2 separate regions of the Homo sapiens genome follow, and region 2 is linked to region 1. The links are chromatin contacts, found by Hi-C or POLR2A ChIA-PET in ENCODE. All regions are on one chromosome and are shown on one strand. Each heading gives the region's core, a stretch centred on a gene start or an enhancer-like site at or near the end of the contact. The rest is flanking DNA. Distances are from core to core; before and after follow the strand shown. Region 1 has its middle 28 kb from the start of DDX52. Region 2 overlaps HNF1B (HNF1 homeobox B).

Region 1 (2,990 bases), core at 356-2,855:
TCTTAGGTCAAAAGGGAAAGCATTGTTGCTGCCCTGTGGCCAGGCAAACAAGCTGCTGGCTTTGAAGTCACAGGGGATTTGCTCAGGCTGGAGTTGGGAGTCTGAAGGAGAGGCCTCCATGCCTTCCTGAAGCCTCACTGCGTTTATTAACTCCACCTGCCTACCCGGGCCTGGTGTGTTTGATGTCTCGGGAGAAGCAGGAGGAGGGAGGCATGCTCTGGGGGTCCTCCGAGGGACATCTTTCAGCCCCTGCTGAGCCTGCCATCCCACCTGGTCTGAACAGAAGGAAAACCAGGCCCAAGTCCAGAAGGGCTAGTGACAGGCCTGTAGTGAAGGGGACACCTAGTCCCCCTCCCTTCAAGGTAGTTTACAGGAGTGTGTTCCAGGGCCAGTTGGAGAGCAGGCTGCTTCCCTTGGTCATTGTCTTTATTCAGGTGGCATCCGGTGAGAATGAAAGTCAAGGGAAGACTTGAAGAGAGAAAGAGGCATCCAGAGGCAGCACTGGTGCCTTAAGGGGCCACAGCAGGTCTCTCCACTTTGCCCTGAGGTCCCCAATCACGCCTCTGCCAGGTGCCTCCCCAACTCCTGCCCCATGCTTCACCCCTTCTCCCCACCAAAGCAGCATGAGTGGGCAATTTGCCATTTCCCAGCGACAGCTCAGAAGCCTTAGGTAATGACCAGAGACATTCCCCACCCACCCCCTACTCACACTCAATAAAATGCACTGATGAGGAATCCATGGAGTGGGGAAGAAAGTTCTAGAGAGCAGGAGCCTGCGTAAAACAATGCTCGCCTCTCTGGGCTTGCCTTGCCCCAGGATTTCACTATGTTCCAAATCATGTTTTATTACCTTTCAGGGTTGGGCCATGGGAATGGGATAAGAAGCAAAGCATTATTATTAACCAGTTCCATGTCCCATACAATATTAGCCATGAATAGCTCCATCTCTCCCCCACAATTTCCCTATCAGCCACATTCTAATGCCCCCCACCCCCAACACCGCTCTCTAGTCTGTCTGTCTGCCTGCTCCCCCTGCCCCTGACATGTTGCAATTCAGAAAGAGCTTGTTTATGATAAGACCTTGAAATCTGGAGTTATAAATCCTGCCCAGGGCGGCCGCCCTATCTCTGTGCTAATGCTTGTGGTGCCAAAAGGAGGCTCACCTGGTTGTGACCCAGTCCCTCTTACTCCCTGAGGAGTTCCCTGCTCCTCCTCTGCAAACACAGGACAATGGGCAAATGGGAGTTACCTGTTCCAACAGGTGTTAGCTGGGCCTCACTTTCCTACAGGGTGATGAGAAGGTCACCCTCTGGCCCGCCCACGCTGGGCATTCCTGTGACTGTGAAAGCCCACCTTCGAACATGACCCTCCCTCTCCCCCACCCTCCCATGACTTCAGCTACAGGAGACTGAGCCCACCTCAATGGCTTTAAAAGTCCCCACTTGAAGCTTCTGAGTCCACCAACTAGAGAGCAGGCAGCACCTGCACTGGCTGGAGGGCCCTTGTGCTGCCTCTTTATTCTGTACAGGCCTCTGTCATTGTGTTTACACCATATTGCAGTTGGCAGTTGTTAGCCTTCCCTACTAAGCTATGGGCCCCTTAAGGGAAGACACTGTTTCTGATTCATCATTGAATTCCTAGGCCCAAAAGACTGCACAGAACATAAATATTTGTTAAATGACTAGGTGAATGGTGTCATCATTACCAGCACATATTTCTTCAGGGTATCTTATGTGCAGCGAACCTGCTAAGCAGTAGGGATACAAAGATTAATTGGACACCATTCCCACTCTCAGGGGCTTATGCTGGAGTCGGGGAGACCCACTGAAGCTTCACTTCCCTAGAGGTCAGAGGAAGAGCTGGATCTGGGGACCCCAGGAAGCTGCTTTGACAACCAGAGGCCTAGGGTCTTGGGAAAGTTTGCCCAGAGTGAACTTACCACAGATGCCAGAGACTCAGATACCTACTCACCATTGGTCTTGGTACATTCCAGAGTGGAGGTGATAACTTGCCAACTAACAGCATGTGGAGCCTTTTCCTTTGTGACTTGTATCCTCCTCTCAACAATGGGAATAAAAGTAATTTCTAGTATCTTCACTTGGAATGGATTTTTCAGCCCTTTAGCTCTGGGAAGAAAAGAAGTGAAACTGGCCCCCACTGGGCCCTAGCTGGAGCTGTACTTGTTAGCTCTGCCCCATACCATTTGGTTTAGGCTGCCTGTGGATTTGAGGCCACAGCTGCCTCCACCCTCAGGAGGAAGGAACGAGGAGGTCCAGGCATCTGTCTGGAGTTCAGTTCATCCCAACACACATTAATTGAATGCCTCATCTGTGCCAAGCATGCTGGACAGTGGGAATAGAGAAATTAACATCGTGGGTGTAGCTCCTCCTTTCAGACAGGGACTGATATCTCTGAGAACCTGTGGGAAGAAGGACAACCAGTTGATCTCTTGAGGACTGAGAGTCAGCCCACATGATATGAGAGGCTGTTGCATCCCAATGCCATTGTCTCATGGAGGGGACCTTTACTGTGTGGAGTGGGGGCCTAGCAGTGTATGTGTGGGCAGTGTGGTGCAGTGTCCATGGGTGGTGTTTTCTGTGTGGCTGTTTGCAGTCAGCGCTTTTGAAGCTTTTCATGTGAAGTACCATTAGTGGCAGAGAGTGAATTCACACTTCACAAGGGGCATGGGGTTTTAGATCACTGCACACAGAAACTTTCTTCGAAGCCCCATGTTTTGTCTTAAAAGTATGTTTAGGCTGCGCATGGTGGCTCACGCCTGTAATCCCAGCACTTTGGGAGGCCAAGGCAGGTGGATCACGAGGTCAGGAGATTGAGACCATCCTGGCTAACACGGTGAAACCCCGTCTCTACTAAAAATACAAAAAATTAGCTGGGTGTGGTGGCGGGCGCCTGTAGTCCCAGCTAGTCGGGAGGCTGAGGCAGGAGAATGGCGTGAACCCGGGAGGCGGAGCTTGCAGTGAGCCGACATT
Region 2 (2,990 bases), core at 250-2,749, 45 kb after region 1:
ATTTCTTAACTATTTAACGGGTATAAAACTCTGGTAATCTTTTTATTGGATTCTTATCTTTTAAAAATGTGTTGGCCGGGCACGGTGGCTCATGCCTGTAATCCCAGCACTTTGGGAGGCCGAGGCAGGTGGATCACTTGAGGTCAGGAGTTCGAGACTAGCCTGGCCAACATGGTGAAACCCTGTCTCTACTAAACATACAAAAATTAGCTGGGTATGGTGGTACGCGCATTAGCTAGGCATAGTGGTGTAATCCCCACTACTCAGGAAGCTAAGGCAGGAGAATTGCTTGAACCTGGGAGGCAGAGGTTGCAGTGAGCTGAGATCGTGCCACTGCACTCCAGCCTGGGTGACCAGAACAAGACTCCATCTCAAAACAAACAAAATGTGTCGCTGAGGAAGTTTTCAAGTGTTGTGCTTTTTAAAAAAGTTTATTTCAGAGACAGAGTCTCATTCTGTCACCTAGTCTGGAGTACAGTGGCGTAATCTCGGCTCACGGCAACCTTCGCCTCCCGGGCTCAAGTGATTCTCCTGCCTCAGCCTCCTGAGTAGCTGGAACTACAGGCGCCCACCACCACGCTCAGCTAAATTTTTGTATTTTTGGTAGAGACAGAGTTTCACCGTGTTGGCCAGGCTGGTCTCAAACTCCTGACCTCAAGTGATCCGCCCGCCTCAGCCTCCCAAAGTGCTGGGATTGAAGGCATGAGCCACTGCGCCCGGCCTCAAGTGTTGTGTTTTTAATCCTGTTTTTCCCGTAAGCCCTGTGGTTCTTATCACATGGCTTAGCAAACTCTGGTGATTTTTAGGCTGCATATGTCAGGTTATATAGACCCTACTGCGCCTGTGTGTTCAAAGACAAACATGACTGCCTTGCAGGAGGACCCCAGAGAGGAGCTGCTCAGGGTGCCATTCACCAGAGACTTTGCAGAAACCTGTGCTTCAGGGCCTTAGAGCTACAGCTCATAGAGCCCCTGGCGATTTAATTCAGCTCTAAGAGCTTCAAAAAATCATGGAATTCCATGATTCCAGAGATCAACTGGGCACCAGCCTCTAGACACTTTAACAATCTCTCTCTCTCTCTCTCTCTCTCTCTCTCTCTCTCTCTCTCTCTGCCATAACTCTCTGATGATTCTGGGTCAGTTAACTTTTGAGCCTTGGCATTTTTGTCTGTGAAAGGGGCACACAGATATTCCTTCTTCACAAGCCAGAATAATGAATGAATAAAATAATGTCAGAGATGCACTGGTTCTGCTGGGTAAACAGAAGAGCAATGTCAACAAAGAAAACAGGACCAGAATTGTTCTTTTAGTAAGAAGAAATGAGGAAAGTGGGGATTCCTGGGCAATGTGGGGCTCAGCTTGCCCACGATGTGGCTTTTGGCACTGAAACCTGGGGGTTCCTTTCACTGAAGTCTATGAGCTGCACCCAGAATCTGGTGGGATGCCTTTCACCCTTGACATTTCAGAGCCAACCTCCCATCCCTGATAATGCAGGAATGTTCCTCTGGCTGGTGGACCTCTGCCAGCGTAAGTGAGCGTCCCAGCCACCAACAGAGTAAACATTACTCAACTGGCTGGGGCTCTGTCACACACATTCTTCCCCTGTGTTTCTAACCTCATGCAGAGTGCAGCCCAGCCCTGTTGGGTCTAGAAACTGGGAATTTAAACTCAGGCAGGAGAGAGCATGCGAAGGAGAAAGCTCTTCCAAAAGGTAATAACTATGTTCATTGTTCATAAATTATGAGTAGACACAGCCATCTTTTCTATGAAGCCAAATCATTATGTTGGGGAGATGACAGGGAGAGACTGGGCCAGGCTTGATGGACCCAGTACTGTGTCCTGATAACTCTACCTTCTCCCTAAACACTTTACTTTTCTTAAGGACAGAGGCAGAGAGACAAATGATTCTGTCTGGTGAACTTCTGAGAGGCCCATTTGGAAGAAAAGAATGTGAACAATTCCCTGGCTTGAAATTGAGAACTCCAGAAATGAAAGCTTTCGAATGAGTTAGCATTGCTGCCTCAGTTTCCTTGTTTGTAGCACTGGACTTTTGCTAGTTCTTATTAATATTTCCTCCTCTGAGAGGATACAGATTCATGTTTGCAAAGAGTTTAGAAGATTAAAAATCTGCAAATGTGGAAGAAAAAGCTGATGCAAGATGAAAGCAATTTAAATGCTGGGCTGGTTTCAATTCCGGATCCCTTTCTACCTAACATGGCTTAGTTAGGAGCTCAATTCATAAGAGGAGAAATACAGACAGGCCTGCAGGGACAGTAAACATTCTTGACTCAAGGAGTAAAAGTTGAGTGATACTTAAGGGAAGCCCACAAACTGGTTTTCTTATTTAAAAAAAAAATCAAAGCAAATGTAACCAAGAAAAGAAAAAAAAATCTTTCATCAAAAGCACCTTGGCTGAGAACAGAAGCTAACATGCATGGTGCACTTGAAAAAATTGCACATGTGGGGAGGTAGAAGACCAACAGAAACTCTGTGTGTCCTCCCCCACAAGGTCTACCTGGGCCACCACGCCTCATCCTTACTAGAGTGGCAGTTTCTGCAGGCAAACATCAGGCAGTTTGCAATGAATACTTCAGCCTGAAGATTGCTGCTGTAGGTAAAAGGAACCAGCCTGGCACTTGATAACTTGGGCAGTCCTCACATCTGAGAGTATGTTACACCCATCTGCTTCTCAATGTGTCACAAGCACCCATTTGACAGAGTGGAAAACTGAGGTTCAGAGAGGACAAGGTTGTTTGCACCGCTCCTTGCTAGGGGGTCTCCCAGCAAGTCCGTGGTATTCCAAAGCTGACCCTTCTCCCTCTTCCTCCTAAGCCCCAAATGGGCTCCAGATATGTAGAGCCTCCCCATCACGACCCACTAATAGCTTGAAATGATCTTGCAGGTTTGTTTACTTGTTCCTTGGCTGCATCCCTCACTGTAATGTAAGCCCCATGAGGGCAGGACCTTGTCTGTATTCTCCATTTTCTTCTT

What was found. A loop is a pair of places that touch in the nucleus more often than their neighbours do. ChIA-PET counts read pairs that join two places held with the same protein, here RNA polymerase II (POLR2A). Pooled maps may share reads with other maps.
Region 2: a map of left cardiac atrium shows a loop between it and region 1 (2.2-fold over the local background). The contact joins two enhancer-like sites. A Hi-C loop is called at or near these places in 5 of 168 maps with a recorded cell type or tissue (CD14-positive monocyte, Caco-2, heart right ventricle and 2 more) and 1 of 50 pooled maps. POLR2A ChIA-PET finds 5 or more read pairs at or near these places in 8 of 52 experiments (A549, AG04449, BJ and 5 more).

The regions. Positions count from the first base shown.
Region 1 is chr17:37,670,391-37,673,380 of GRCh38, forward strand. No RefSeq gene overlaps it. Among named protein-coding and RNA genes, the nearest start is that of DDX52, 28 kb to the left of the region's middle. Within about 2 kb of position 1,606, at least 4 of the 41 ENCODE cell types and tissues checked have a DNase peak (open chromatin) inside an H3K27ac peak, as active enhancers do.
Region 2 is chr17:37,715,777-37,718,766 of GRCh38, forward strand. All of the region lies in intron 4 of HNF1B (HNF1 homeobox B), which reads right to left. LOC105371754 (a long non-coding RNA gene) reads left to right here. Exons shown (of 3, transcript XR_001752875.2): 2 at 1,624-1,710. Among named protein-coding and RNA genes, the nearest start is that of HNF1B, 28 kb to the right of the region's middle. Within about 2 kb of position 1,500, at least 7 of the 41 ENCODE cell types and tissues checked have a DNase peak (open chromatin) inside an H3K27ac peak, as active enhancers do.